2 separate regions of the Mus musculus genome follow, and region 1 is linked to region 2. Evidence: chromatin contacts called from ENCODE Hi-C or POLR2A ChIA-PET data. All regions are on one chromosome and are shown on one strand. The core of a region is the stretch at or near the end of the contact, and the rest is flanking DNA. Distances in the headings are between cores, read along the strand shown. Region 1 has its middle 24 kb from the start of Ntsr2. Region 2 holds the start of Lpin1 (lipin 1).

The links. Hi-C counts contacts between places; a loop is a spot of excess contacts on that map. ChIA-PET counts read pairs that join two places held with the same protein, here RNA polymerase II (POLR2A).
Region 1: a map of heart shows a loop between it and region 2 (2.1-fold over the local background). The contact joins the enhancer-like site here to the promoter of Lpin1 in region 2. A Hi-C loop is called at or near these places in 6 of 37 maps with a recorded cell type or tissue (CH12F3, gastrocnemius, heart and 3 more). POLR2A ChIA-PET finds 5 or more read pairs at or near these places in 1 of 5 experiments (Patski).

Annotation. Positions count from the first base shown.
Region 1 is chr12:16,625,586-16,632,424 of GRCm38, reverse strand. It overlaps a transcript of Lpin1 not described here. Among named protein-coding and RNA genes, the nearest start is that of Ntsr2, 24 kb to the left of the region's middle. Within about 2 kb of position 1,464, at least 1 of the 3 ENCODE cell types and tissues checked has a DNase peak (open chromatin) inside an H3K27ac peak, as active enhancers do; it is gastrocnemius, where a contact is called at or near this core.
Region 2 is chr12:16,584,610-16,592,515 of GRCm38, reverse strand. It overlaps Lpin1 (lipin 1), which reads left to right and starts at 2,746. Exons shown (of 21, transcript NM_015763.4): 1 at 2,746-2,798.

The DNA.
Region 1 (6,839 bases), core at 215-2,714, 41 kb before region 2:
CATGTGTGTGTTTGTGTGTGTATACCTTGGCATGTATGTGTGCATGTGCTTGTGTGTGCCTTGGCATGTGTGTGTTTGTGTGTGTATATCTTGGCATGTATGTGTGCATGTGCTTGTGTGTGCCTTGGCATGTGTGTGTTTGTGTGTGTATACCTTGGCATGTATGTGTGCATGTGCTTGTGTGTGCCTTGGCCTGTGTGTGTGTATGTGGGGGGGGGGTGGTCAGAGGACAACTTGGGAGAGTTGGTTTCTTCTTCCACCACGTGGGTTGTAGGGATTGATGTTAGACCGTTGGGAGCCTGTACCTGATTGGCCAACTCACTTGACCCACATTCAACATTTTAAACTGTGCCAGAGTCCAGATCTCCAGATGATGAGGGAGAAGTGTAGGAAATGAGGGAGACATAGCTATCCTGAACTTCAGGGAGAAGCTGACCAGCTGACTGGAGAGGCTACGACTGAACTCTGGGATGACTGTCTTTCTACCTCTCCTACAATGCCTGCTGTCTGGAGAGGAGGTGGAAGGCAGAATGGACTAGCCAGCTCTCTAGATAAAACATGACTTTGTTATTTCTCTCTCATTGTTCCGCTCACATAATCACCACCTCAAAGTCCCAGGAGCATTTTGGCACTGGTATGGGTAGGTGCTCCTTTGAGGCTGCCTTTTGCCCATTTTATCCTTGGATCTTCCTTACCTTGCCTCTCTGATCTACTCTCTGACCCCACCACACACACACTTGTGGTTTCCGAACCACAAGTCTTATTTCCCCAAATGCTGATATCCCCCTGGGAGTAGATATTATCTCTATCGTACTGCTGAGGAGTTGGAGGCACACATTCTGTGGTTTGCCTTTGGGCACAGAGAGATGATGGCACCTTTTTTTTTTTTTTAAAAGCAGAGCACATTTCAATTATTACCCAGAGTCACAGTGTTCAGATTTTTTTGTTGTTGTTGGTTGTAAAGAGAACATGGTGGCTCAAGGTACTTACAAAGAACTGGCTTCGAGTTCAGAATAACCTTGCACAGAGGTGGATGCTGGGAACATGTATTGAGCAGCTCTGTCTTTGGAACAACTCCTATCCTATTGGGAATGGGAGCCGGGATGGAGAAACAGCTGGCCTTGGGAAAGGTCATTTTGATTCTGCAGGTCATGAAATGTGAGAGAAAAACAAACAAACAAACAACCCACCCTAACCAAAACAAAACAAAAATACAAAATCTCAGAGTGATGTCCTTAGGTGGTTCTGCAAGTCCTTACTAGTGCGTGAGCACCTGGAGTTTGTCCTTCCCACCTCACCCTGGCTCTTTCCTCCCATCTTACAGGGCTGGGGAACAAGCTCTACCTCATCCTACTCAAAGGAAAATGAGTTCAAGAATAGGTCTTCTGAGGACAACTATTGAGGGAAGGAAGACAGGCCTGATTTGTCATGCACCTGGGCTTTGGGTGGCTTCCCAGGCCAGGCAGGCAAGGCTGTGGCCTTGGAGTTTTGCTCTGTGCAGGACTGACTGTGCCCTTATTTTCTCCCAAGCTACAGAACCCTCTTGAAGCTAAAATCCTGCCCAGCTCCTGGCTTTTCAGAGATGTGAGAGTCTGTCTTTTCAGGTAGCTCATCCTTATATGCAGCAAGACCTAACCAGGGCTGGTGTGACGGTGTTGGGGGCTGGGGGTTGGGGCAGTCATGACGGCTGGCTGCCTTGGCAGGGACCCAGTTGACTGTGGATAGCTTCGTTCATGCTTGGTAATGTCACCAGGGCAGTCTCGGGAGGCCAGAGGCTTTCAGAGGAGGAACTGGATGTTCTAGAGGCCAAAGGGCTTTGTCTGAGTTATTTATTTAAAACTTCTCTCCTGTTCATGGTTGCAAGAACTGGCTGCCGTGCACCTACCTCTTCTAAGAAATGTAAGAACAGTCCAGGCACCTCCAGGACAGTATCTAGGTGCTCATGTTGTCAGAAACAGTGATTTCTCCACACTTGGGGCTGCTGTTTCTATTGATAAGCTTTTGCTTTTGAGTTGATGATGTAGAGTCAGATGTCACAGTTGTCAGTGGCCCAGTGCCATACAGCCGCACTGTGACCATTGACTGACTTCTTTCCTCCCACTCCAAGTGCCATGTTCTTTAGCAGCTGGCAGTTCTTCCAAAGAGGAGCTCTGCTCTCTGCATGTGCAAACCTGCTCAGCTGGAACCCATTGTGCTGTGAGCAAGGTCAAGGCTTTGCGTTTTGTAAGCAGAAGGCTTACTATGACAGTGAAGGTACCCAAGGTAGATGCCAGATGTGATATCAGCCCCTCTCCCAGACACTTCCCACTGTGAGGCCAAGTCCACAGACGCTGGATTTGCATGCAAAATGTTGTGTTATTACAGTAGCAAGGATCCGGAATCAACCCAGACGCCCATCACCAACAAATAGATAATGGTATTTATACATATACACAATGTTTGTTTGTTTGTTTGTTTATGTTTGTTTATGTTTGTTTATGTTTGTTTTTGAGACAGGGTGTCACTACATAGCTTTGGCTGTCCTGGAACTCATGCTGTAGACGAGGCTGACCTTGAACTCACAAAGACCTGCCTGCCTCTGCCTCCCGAGTGCTGAGATTAAAATGAAAGAGTGCAAAATATATCTGGCTCACAATGAAATTTTTGTCACCCATAAAAAAAAGAAATTATGGAATTTACAGAAAGAAAGATGGATGGAACTGTGAAAATGTATGAAGCAAGGACAGCCAGGCACACACACACACACACACACACACACACACACACACACACACACACACACATGCACAAACAAAACAAAATCAAACAAACACAACACCCTCTCTCTCACACACATGTATCCTGGCTTCTAGTTTTTACTCTGTATATGTATGTGAAGAGTCTGGGTGGCGGTCAGGAAACTAGAGGAGAAAGGAGGTTTTAAGGGAGGTGGGTATGAGGGTGATGGAACACATGTAATATGCAATTGGGAAAAAGAGGAATACCAGGGCAGATGGGCACAGCCAGGATCAAGTCAGGGAGATGAGAGGGGTGGGGGGACAAGAACTAAGTATGTATAAAAATATGGCAGGGAAACCTGTTACTTTGAATGCAAATTTAAAATAAAGCTTAAAACTTAAGAAGATTGAAAATTTGTATCTCTCTGCAGTCCCGAGTCACATGCAGACACTTTGGGGAACTATTTCTTGCCAAGAAAAAAAAAATCCTTGTTTTGAAAGAAATACCTTACAGGTCAATTTCAGCTCCATGGGCACAAACGAACAAGGTTAAATTAATGGGGTTGGGAGTCTGAACAGGTTAGAGGGTGCGCCAGAGAACCGGACAGCTTCTGGGACGGGCAGAAGCACAGAGCCGCTGAGGCAGCAGCCTGGGCGGGCCACAGACAACCGGCCACCATCCGGACCAGAGGACAGGTGTCCGCCTGGCTTGGGAGGCGGCCTCAGCCTCAGCAGCAGTGGTCGCCATCTGGGTTCCGGGACTCCGCGGGACCTAGGAAATTAGTCTGAACAGGCTAGAGGGTGCGCCAGAGAACCGGACAGCTTCTGGGACGGGCGGAAGCACAGAGCCGCTGAGGCAGCAGCCTGGGCGGGCCGCAGATAACCGGCCACCATCCGGACCAGAGGACAGGTGTCCGCCTGGCTCGGGAGACGGCCTCAGCCTCAGGAGCAGCGGTCACCATCTTGGTTCCAGGACTCCCTGGAACTTAGGATTTTAGTCTGCACAGGTGAGAGTCTGCACCACAGAAGCTGACAGCTTCTGGGAACTGCCAAAGCAACACAGCTTCTGAGAGAGGCCCTGTTTTGGGCCTTCTTCTTCGACCAGGAGGAGGTCCAAAAACAAGATATCTGCGCACCTTCCCTGTAAGAGAGCTTGCCAGCAGAGAGTGCTCTGAGCACTGAAACTCAGAGGAGAGAATCTGTCTCCCAGGTCTGCTGAGAGACGGTAACAGAATCACCAGAAGAACAATCTCTAAACAGAGTCAACTATAACTACTAACTCCAGAGATTACCAGATGGCAAAAGGTAAACGTAGGAATCCTACTAACAGGAACCAAGACCACTCACCATCATCAGAACCCAGCACTCCCACTTCGCCCAGTCCAGGGCACCCCAACACACCCGAAAACCTAGACCTAGATTTAAAAGCATATCTCATGATGATGGTAGAGGACATCAAGAAGGACTTTAATAAATCACTTAAAGAAATACAGGAGAACACTGCTAAAGAGTTACAAGTCCTTAAAGAAAAACAGGAAAACACAATCAAACAGGTAGAAGTCCTTACAGAAAAGGAGGAAAAAACATACAAACAGGTGATGGAAATGAACAAAACCATACTAGACCTAAAAAGGGAAGTAGAAACAATAAAGAAAACTCAAAGTGAGGCAACACTGGAGATAGAAACCCTAGGAAAGAAATCTGGAACCATAGATTTGAGCATCAGCAACAGAATACAAGAGATGGAAGAGAGAATCTCAGGTGCAGAAGATTCCATAGAGAACATCGGCACAACAATCAAAGAAAATGGAAAATGCAAAAAGATCCTAACTCAAAATATCCAGGAAATCCAGGACACAATGAGAAGACCAAACCTACGAATAATAGGAGTGGATGAGAATGAAGATTTTCAACTCAAAGGACCAGCAAACATCTTCAACAAAATTATTGAAGAAAACTTCCCAAATATAAAGAAAGAGATACCTATGAACATACAAGAAGCCTACAGAACTCCAAATAGACTGGACCAGAAAAGAAATTCCTCCCGACACATAATAATCAGAACAACAAATGCACTAAATAAAGATAGAATACTAAAAGCGGTAAGGGAAAAAGGTCAAGTAACATACAAAGGCAAGCCTATCAGAATTACACCAGATTTTTCACCAGAGACTATGAAAGCCAGAAGAGCCTGGACAGATGTTATACAGACACTAAGAGAACACAAATTCCAGCCCAGGCTACTATACCCAGCCAAACTCTCAATTACCATAGATGGAGAAACCAAAGTATTCCACGACAAAACCAAATTCTCACATTATCTCTCCACGAATCCAGCCCTTCAAAGGTTAATAACAGAAAAAAACCAATACAAGAACGGGAACAATGCCCTAGAAAAAACAAGAAGGTAATCCCTCAACAAACCTAAAAGAAGACAGCCACAAGAACAGAATGCCAACTTTAACAACAAAAATAACAGGAAGCAACAATTACTTTTCCTTAATATCTCTTAACATCAATGGTCTCAACTCCCCAATAAAAAGACATAGACTAACAAACTGGCTACACAAACAAGACCCAACATTTTGCTGTTTACAGGAGACACATCTCAGAGAAAAAGATAGACACTACCTCAGAATAAAAGGCTGGAAAACAATTTTCCAAGCAAATGGTATGAAGAAACAAGCTGGAGTAGCCATCCTAATATCTGATAAGATTGACTTCCAACCCAAAGTCATCAAAAAAGACAAGGAGGGGCACTTTGTTCTCATCAAAGGTAAAATCCTCCAAGAGGAACTCTCAATTCTGAATATCTATGCGCCAAATACAAGGGCAGCCACATTCATTAAAGAAACTTTAGTAAAGCTCAAAGCACACATTGCACCTCACACAATAATAGTGGGAGACTTCAACACACCACTTTCACCAATGGACAGATCATGGAAACAGAAACTAAACAGGGACACACTGAAACTAACAGAAGTGATGAAACAAATGGATCTGACAGATATCTACAGAACATTTTATCCTAAAACAAAAGGATATACCTTCTTCTCAGCACCTCATGGTACCTTCTCCAAAATTGACCACATAATAGGTCACAAAACAGGCCTCAACAGATTCAAAAATATTGAAATTGTCCCATGTATCCTATCAGATCACCATGCACTAAGGCTGATCTTCAATAACAAAAAAAATAACAGAAAGCCAACACTCACGTGGAAACTGAACAACACTCTTCTCAATGATACCTTGGTCAAGGAAGGAATAAAGAAAGAAATTAAAGACTTTTTAGAGTTTAATGAAAATGAAGACACAACGTACCCAAACCTTTGGGACACAATGAAAGCATTTCTAAGAGGGAAACTCATAGCTCTGAGTGCCTCCATGAAGAAACGGGAGAGAGCACATACTAGCAGCTTGACAACACATCTAAAAGCTCTAGAAAAAAAGGAAGCAAATTCACCCAAGAGGAGTAGACGGCAGGAAATAATCAAACTCAGGGGTGAAATCAACCAAGTGGAAACAAGAAGAACTATTCAAAGAATTAACCAAACGAGGAGTTGGTTCTTTGAGAAAATCAACAAGATAGATAAACCCTTAGCTAGACTCACTAGAGGGCACAGAGACAAAATCCTAATTAACAAAATCAGAACTGAAAAGGGAGACATAACAACAGATCCTGAAGAAATCCAAAACACCATCAGATCCTTCTACAAAAGGCTATACTCAACAAAACTGGAAAACCTGGACGAAATGGACAAATTTCTGGACAGATACCAGGTACCAAAGTTGAATCAGGATCAAGTTGACCTTCTAAACAGTCCCATATCCCCTAAAGAAATAGAAGCAGTTATAAATAGTCTCCCAGCCAAAAAAAGCCCAGGACCAGACGGGTTTAGTGCAGAGTTCTATCAGACCTTCAAAGAAGATCTAATTCCAGTTCTGCACAAACTTTTTCACAAGATAGAAGTAGAAAGTACTCTACCCAACTCATTTTATGAAGCCACTATTACTCTGATACCTAAACCACAGAAAGATCCAACAAAGATAGAGAACTTCAGACCAATTTCTCTTATGAATATCGATGCAAAAATCCTCAATAAAATTCTCGCTAACCGA
Region 2 (7,906 bases), core at 1,497-3,996:
GCTTCATTCAGCCATTGTCTTCTCCCTGAGTGGGAGTCCTAGGGAAATTCTAGTTTCTCCAGAGGGCCAGCGTCTCCTTTGGGTACCTTAAAGCCGGGGGCCCTCTATTAAGGGCTAGCCTTAGACTCTGAAGAGCCCCCCATTCCCAGAAGCCCTAGGCATTAGTGCTCTGTCCTTCTGGGACAGCACCCAGTGGCTCTGCAAGACTTTCTGCTGTGATTTTGCAGAGCCGACCACTAGAGTGGAGAGGTCCACCTATGGTGGCTGTGGGGGTCTCATGAAGAGGGCCGCTCACTCTTCTGTCCACACCTGCCCAGGCATGCTGGTTAGCCGTGCAGCATTCAGGAAAACAGAACCTAAGGACTTAACAGTTACCGTCACTGCCAGCAACTGAGGAGACCGATTTTCATTTAGAAGGGGTGGGTGTTTTTATATTCACATCAGCAGGGACCAGTTCCTGGTGTGGCGAGGAACACCTGCGGTCCCATGTTTAGCAAAAGAGCAATTTTCAGCACCGCATAGCCTGTTGTCCCATCCTGATGGACGCCTGCATGATGCTTGTCCTTTCTGAGGGACCAGGGAGCCAGCTGCAGCCACCAAGTCCTTATAGAATTCCCACTCCTAGGACTACTGGATTTTAGAATTGAAAATCTAGTCAGTGTTGGCCAAGAACTTAACAAGTTCCTTTCCAGCCTCCAAAGGACCTGCTTAACCAACACCTCCGCTCACTTCCTGGATTGTAAAACTGAGTACGGAATCGAGGATGCTGTACTGCTGAGCCCAGGATTGGCTCCTTCCTCCTCTAGCTAGAGTCATTAGGTTATTTCCCCTCTTCCGACTTGGGCTGAACACAGCAGGTACTGGGATTGGCTCAGGGGATCACCTCAGTTCTCTGGCTGAGTCACAGCTCAGCGGCAGGAGCGTGGCTGCAGACAAAACACTGCCTAGGGCCCCACCAGGGGGGCTCCAGACTTTGCCGGGTTAGAACACCTGGGCTTCAGAGACTCCAATTTTTGTATAGTGCGACCATCTCCTGTGACCTAGTGAATGTTTCTGAGATAAGTGACCTGTTTGTGGGATCTTCTTATAGGCAGCAGGCAAAGCTGGTCCTATCTTTGCTACTCAGAGCTGTCTGGGTGCGTTTGCGGTTGTGTGTGCGGGTTCCAGACCCCAGGTTCATTTGTGGGGTAAGGGCTTTGGGCTGGACTTTATGTGTTCAGATTCTCCTCCACCTGCTTCAAATCTGGAAAATAATAATAATAAAAATGACCTTATTTAGATGACAGAATGTAAGACTGTAAGACATGCTTTCTGGAAGGCCTTGGGGTGGGGGTGTGGAGGATGGAGGAGATGATGGAGGTGGGGCAGGGTGCCTTCATTCTGGGGTCCAGAACCCCAGGACTTTGTGGGCAGCGGAGACAACCCTTGTGGCTACTTGTGTTGCCCCAAGTGCAGCTGGAGCGCTTCCACCTCTGTCTTTATGCTCAGAGTCACCCTGCCTGTGCTGATCTCCTGAGCACTGGGGTGGAGGCAGCCCAGCCTGGCTCAGTTCCCTTGCAGGTCTTCGGTGGCCTGGTCTTGGACTGGGGTCCTAGCTTGCTTGGTGGGCAGAATCCCTTGAGAGGGATCTCCAGTGCCTCGGAAACCCAGTGTGGGGGTGGGGGTGGGGACCTGTAATTCCAGAAACCGGAAAGCAGAGGGATTGGAAGTTCGTGGTCACCTTTAGATTCGTAGATTTTAGGACCAGTTTGGGGTACACAAGCCACTCCTCCCTGGACCTCCCCACGAACTAGTTTTTCTCAAGGTGGGACGCACCCGTCATCATTCTGACCTCCCTCTCCTGGGTTGCTTGTGGCTGGCATCCATTTCTGACTCATATTTCTGCATATAGTTTCCGGTGACAGGTACATTATACTTGGGCTCTCTCTGTTGGTCTACGAGACCCCAGGTATATGTTCTCCAGCAGTCTTCCTCAAGGTCTTTGCTCTTCTGTCCCCCAGAAAGCACTGACTCTTCGGAGGGTTGTTGTATATATAATTTGATATTTATTACCTGGATGTAGCTCAGTTAGCGGATGTGAAGCTCTGGGGTCCATTCCCGGCTCGCATAAAGTAGGCATGGTGGGGGTAGGATTGCCTGTAACCTCAACACTTGGGAGGTAAGATAGGCAGATCCGAAGTGCAGGGTCATCCAGGAACCCATAGAAAGCTTGAGGCAAGCCCGGGATATAGGAGTCCTTGTCTCCTAGTAGTCTCGTGACACTTAAGAGTGACTTGGTCTGACTTGAGCCATTCCACCCCCAGACCTGGCATTGTCTGTTATTATTTATTCCTTCCTGGCTCTGCTGACTGGTGGTGAATGTTAGCCAGGAGGGAGGCAGGATGTGGGAGTGCTAAGATTAGGAATTGATCCCTAGCTTGTGACAGGCACATCAGGGGAAGAACTAATTGTAAACTGACATAAGGTCAAAACAGGGTCAGGCTGTGGAATTAGAAGACTTTGGCTGCCTACTCCCTGGAACGCCAAGGCAGACAGTCCAGTCTGGGGAGGGATGGGATGGGAAGGGGGAGGCGGGGATATGAGAGGGAGGTGGGAGGTGGGGTGGGGTGGGGGGGGGGTCTGTGGGCTCTGAAAGCATCCCAGCAGCACGCTCCTCCAGAGTCCCCTGGCGTCGCCCCGGAGACTCCGCCTCCTTTCAGGCCCCGCCCCTTGCCGTGCTTTAGCTGACAGCCGCTCCGGCCCGCTGTTTGCATACAAAGGCAGCCACACGCGTGCGCGCCTGCTCGTGAATCCTCTTGGTGAGTAGCAATGGGGACCCGGGGCCCAGCTTGCGCCCCAAAGCCCATTACTGAGACGTGGGGCCCCGCAGGGAGGCGATGTGGGCCGTGTTGTGACACAGGCCTTCCCGTGGGGTGTCGAAGCTTGCAGGGACCCCGTGGCGGTCCGAGACCCGGATGAGACGTATCCCAAAGGGTTTAGGATTCAGGCTTTGCAGCCAAGGAAACTGAGTCTAGGCTGGTAGGTTGACCTTCGTGCCCAAGGGCACGCCTCCGCTGGGTGGCAGCGAACTGGGAACCGGGATTCTTAGATAATCAAGCTCGCAGCAGGCCTCTCTGCAGCTTTGCAGTCTGGTGGGCACTGGGCCTGTGGCTCCCTTAGTAGCTGCAGGCACTTTTATCTGGGAAAGGCCGGGGGGAATATGGGAGGGAAAGCAATGCTTTGGAAGTCATATTAAGTATTAATATTAAGTCATATTAAGGGGACAGAGTCAAGGTGGCTGGCTGATAATTTGTGTGGCCAGTAGTTGCTCCAGACGCCCACCCTCCTTGGCAGGAGGCAAGAAGGAAAGCAATGGTCTGGGCTGGGCTGGGGCGTGTGGGAAAAAGCTTCCAACTGGGTAGTGAAGTTGTGGGGAAGACTGTAACGGTTCTAGGAGGAGAGGATAGCGGCCCATGGGGATTCACACATATACTATCTATCCTTTGTTCCATAAAATACGTTTTATGAATGAAAGCAGTTAAGGACTAATATCTGCACCACTAAGGGGACTTTCTAGTGTTCCCAGAAAGGCTGAAAGATCCCACTGTGTTGATTCCCTGTGTTGACAAAGCTTCCTGTTTGCCGACAGCGCGCTTCTGCTGTCACGGGTTTTGTGTGTGGGTGTGTGTTTTGGCCCTTATTCCTGCTTGTGTAGGGCCTGGTGGTTGGATTGGGAAGCCTGGGGCTGAGCTTGGTTTTGTCTTGGTGGCTGTCCCACCTCACGTGATTTCTACCCTTTTTAGGTGGCAGTCAGCAATGTTCTTATGATGCTTGTCACTTTATTGAAAGGGACAACATGCCCAGTCTTGTTGCCTGGGTGATAAGTTGGGGTTCAGATGAAGGAGATAGGATCCTTGGTTGCTGTTCTGTGTGGGGTGCTGTCTGCTGGGGAGGCTGGGGTGGGTCTTTGCTTATCTATTGCTCTCAGTGCTTCAGGCTAAAGAGAGGGAAAGGTCAGGAGATGGCAAGACAACTGACTACTGATAGCTGGAAATCCATGGGCCAGAGACATCACTTGGGAGCCTCCCTATCTAGAGTGAGGGAAAGGCCACCCTTTGTTTACTAGACTGATGAACCGAGAGGCTCCAGGTTGTTACAACTTCGGATTGTTACACCCTGATGGGGCAGCCCAGGGTACCACTGAGGTCCCTTTATAGGGCTAGGCTGGTCCTGGCTACCCAAGGCTAGCCCCTGGTCCATAACTTGGCACACCCTTTCCCCACCTTAGATTGTGAATCCATTTTTTTGTGTGTCTTTTCTCTCTTAGGTTCAGGGTCTGTAAGGGACCAATAAAGGTATAAATTGATTTGAAAAGCACGCGGGTGGGAATGCTTAGGGGCACAGGTATCTTGTTTCAGAATAGCTAGGTATGGGGTTGGTGTTCTTGGTTTCTGGAGCCTTTTGAAAATCAAACAGAAGGGAGTGGTGCAGGCTGGTGGGTGAATTGGCTGCACTTGGACGTCTTTGTACGTGAACTTGGAGCTGTCCTCTTGACCTGACTGTCTTGCCCAGACTAGTCTGGAACTCAAGGTCATCCTGCCTCAGCCTTCTTGGTGCTAGAATCACGGGTGTGTGCCACCATACTCTGCCTGCCTCAAACTATGTTTATTGTGAAACATGAATATATCCTTGCAATATCTCAGTATTTATCTGATTCAGTAGTGTCTGTCCCCTGCTCTGCATGTGTGTGTGTGTGTGTGTGTGTGTGTGTGTGTGTGTGTGTGTGTGTGTGTGTGTAGGTACAGCCTTCATACTTTAAACACACATGAAGTACTCTGCTACAGGAGACTTAGTACGGTATTTTTTGGAGCTGCTTGTTACCGTTGGGTCAGTACCCAGGCTTTCCCTGGGATGTAGACTGAGGAAAGACCATTCGTAGGCTCCTTCCCAGTACCTCTGGGTGGTGGGTGCTGTTTGAATCACCCACCCTACAGGCTCAGAATGGAGCCACAATTCTCTTGGAAACGCAGGGGATATGTGACCATTGCTAACGACCGAGGCAGGATTGCAGGGAAGTACAGCAATGTACAAAGGTCCCAGGGGCAGAGTCTTCTAGACCAAGCTGTGTATCTGGACAGAGGGCCCTCACAAGTGTGTGAAAAGACACTGGGGCTTCCAAGGAGAGCAAAGATCCTGAGCTCTGCAAGGGAGCTAATAGTTAAGAGCTGGTAAGGTTCTAAGTCCTAACCCAAGGCAATGTCACAGAGTACAGGGGCCACACTGGGTCTTCTATGTGTCTCTCTCCTGCTGGCCAGGCCCTGGGTGCTTCTTGGCAGGGACCTGAGGACACTCATTACCTGGGATTATGATACCCACTTGTTGCCAGAGCTCAGTTCTGACAAGTCTTATGTCACTTAGAAGACCTTCCAGCCCCAGAGCAGGGATCAGATCCTAGTTGTCCCTGCTACTGGGGCTTCCTTTCTTTTAAAATGAAGGCTAATGAGAACCTTGTTAAAAGCAGTATTCAGAAATCAGTGTGTGTGTGTGATTATGCACGTCGCAGCTTGTGTGTGTCTGTGTGTGTGTGTGTGTGTGTGAGAGAGAGAGAGAGAGAAAGAGAGAGGCAGACAGAGAGAGAGAGAGAGAGAGAGAGAGCTTAAGCATGTCACAGCATGAGTGTGGAGGACAGAGGACAACTTCATAGAATCTTTTCTCTGCCCCTGCCTTTATGCCAGTGGGCTGCAGGGCTTGAACCCAGGTCCTTAGGTTTGCCAGCAGGTAGCTTTGTCTGGTGAGCCATTTTGACAGCTGCTTCACGTCCCTTTTCTGCTGAGTAGTTTTCTTTGACATGACAACCCTGAGGCCAAGTGTACAGGAGTTCTCAGACTCCCCACTAACAACTGATGTGAAAGCGATACTTGTGTCTATAGAAAAGTCAAAGTCTCCTGTGCACCCGATTGACTGCAGCCCTGGGAGTGTGGATATTTATGGAGCATACAACTTCCTTCCACTCTTAGTAGATGCATACTGTTCCATATATAATGTGGATGGTCCATAATTTATTAATCCAGGGCCTTACAGGTCTCTAAGTGATTTCTGCTTTTCCCCATCACAGTCAAGTCTGTGATCACTGCTACTCACAAAGATCCTGTTGTTTCTGGGGCCTGGTGAGATGGCTCAGCAGGTAAAGGTGCCGGCTGCCAAACAGGCTCACTTGAGTCCGATTTCTGGAACCCACATTCATGGAAAGAAAGAACGAACTCTTGCTAGTTCTGTGGAAAGAAAGAACTGATTCCCACTAGTTGTCCTCTGAGGTCCACACACATGCTGTGGCATGTGCACGCATGTCCCTGTGTGTACACACACACTCTAAGAACATGATCTGTAGAATCAATTCTTGGTAAGGAGTTGCTGGGGTTTGCTAGTATGTGTCAGTCGGGTAGTTCTTTCTGGGACTTTGTCCCGTTAATGACTGGAGCACTGAGTGAGTCTACTCTCACTATTGGGGTATTTATGGAATGTTTTTGTTCGGGGCCTTCTGTAAGGCCTTAAAAATTATTCATTTTGTGCATGTGTGTGCAAGGGTCTGTGTGTGTGTGTGCAAGTGGGTGTATCTCTGTGTGTGGGTATGTGTGCACACTGGTGGGTATATTTGTGTATGCAGATGTGTGCCTGGGCAGCGAATGTGTGTGTTCAGATGTGTATGTGTGCGTGGGCAGGTACATATGCATGCATTAAAGTTTGTGTGTGGGTGGGTGTATACATGTGCACAAACACAGGGACTTTACCTTTTGAGCTAGGGTCTCTTAACTGAACTTGTTGCTACTGATTGAGTTGGATTCACTGCCCTGGGACGTCCTATGGATCTCACTGTTTCCTCTCGGTTCCTCCCCAGTGGGCTGTGCCAGCCTTTTATGCTGGGTTTAAGCTGGGGTTGTCGTGATTTGAGACAGGTACTTTATGGACTGAGCCATCTCTCTCTTGACTTGCATATATGTGGGAGTCTGGGTTAGTGACTACTCTTGCATGGTTGTCCTGGAGTCTTTTAACTGTCTTATGAGTCCCTTAGGTGATTGTGACAAGTTTACAGTAGGACTGACCTGAGGCCACCCTCACATGACCTTAATATTCCAGGTGGTGGAACGGCATTAACAGAGTGTGTGCGGAGAGGAGAGCTATGGCAAGGATTTTGAATTCTGGCAGATAGAGATAGAGAATAGAGATAGAGAGAGGGGCAGATACAGATGCAGCGTTTGGACTAAGTGTAGACTTTTCTAATATCCTAACTAGTTGAGGAGTCACGAGACTTGTGACACTTCTTGATGGTGTCCAGAGGCTGTGTCTGGGACAGTCTGAGGCTGGGGTGGTGGCTGTGCCAAGCCCTTGTAGAATGCCACACTTGATGAGGGAGGCACGTGGCCTCCAGTTCCAGGTTGGGGCCTTGAAGTTGGGCTTCCTTCCAATATGAGCTCCACATTTATCTAGGAAGATCTTACCTAGAGATGGCATTTCAGAGAACTTAGTGTTGGTTCAGAATGCCAACTGAGAAGCATTAAAGAAAAAAAAAATCTGTGTATTTTGTGACTGCAGAGTTCCCTGAGGCCCTGGCTTATGCCAGAGCATCGATTCTCAACCTGGGGGTCTCAGCTCTTTCATAGGGGTTGCACCTCAGGTATCCTACACATCAGATATTTACATTACAATCCATAATAGTAGCAAATTACAGTTATGAAGTAGCAATGAAAATAATTTTAAGGTTGGGGGTCATCACAGCAAGAGGAACTGTCTTAAAGGGTCACAGCATTGGGAAGGTTGAGAACAACTGGTATAGAGAATTCCAGGCTTGTCAGAGGAGTCTGTAAGACTTGGTGAAATTCTCCTTCAGAACACATTGGAGCCAGGGCCCTGGACTTGTGTCTCCAGCATG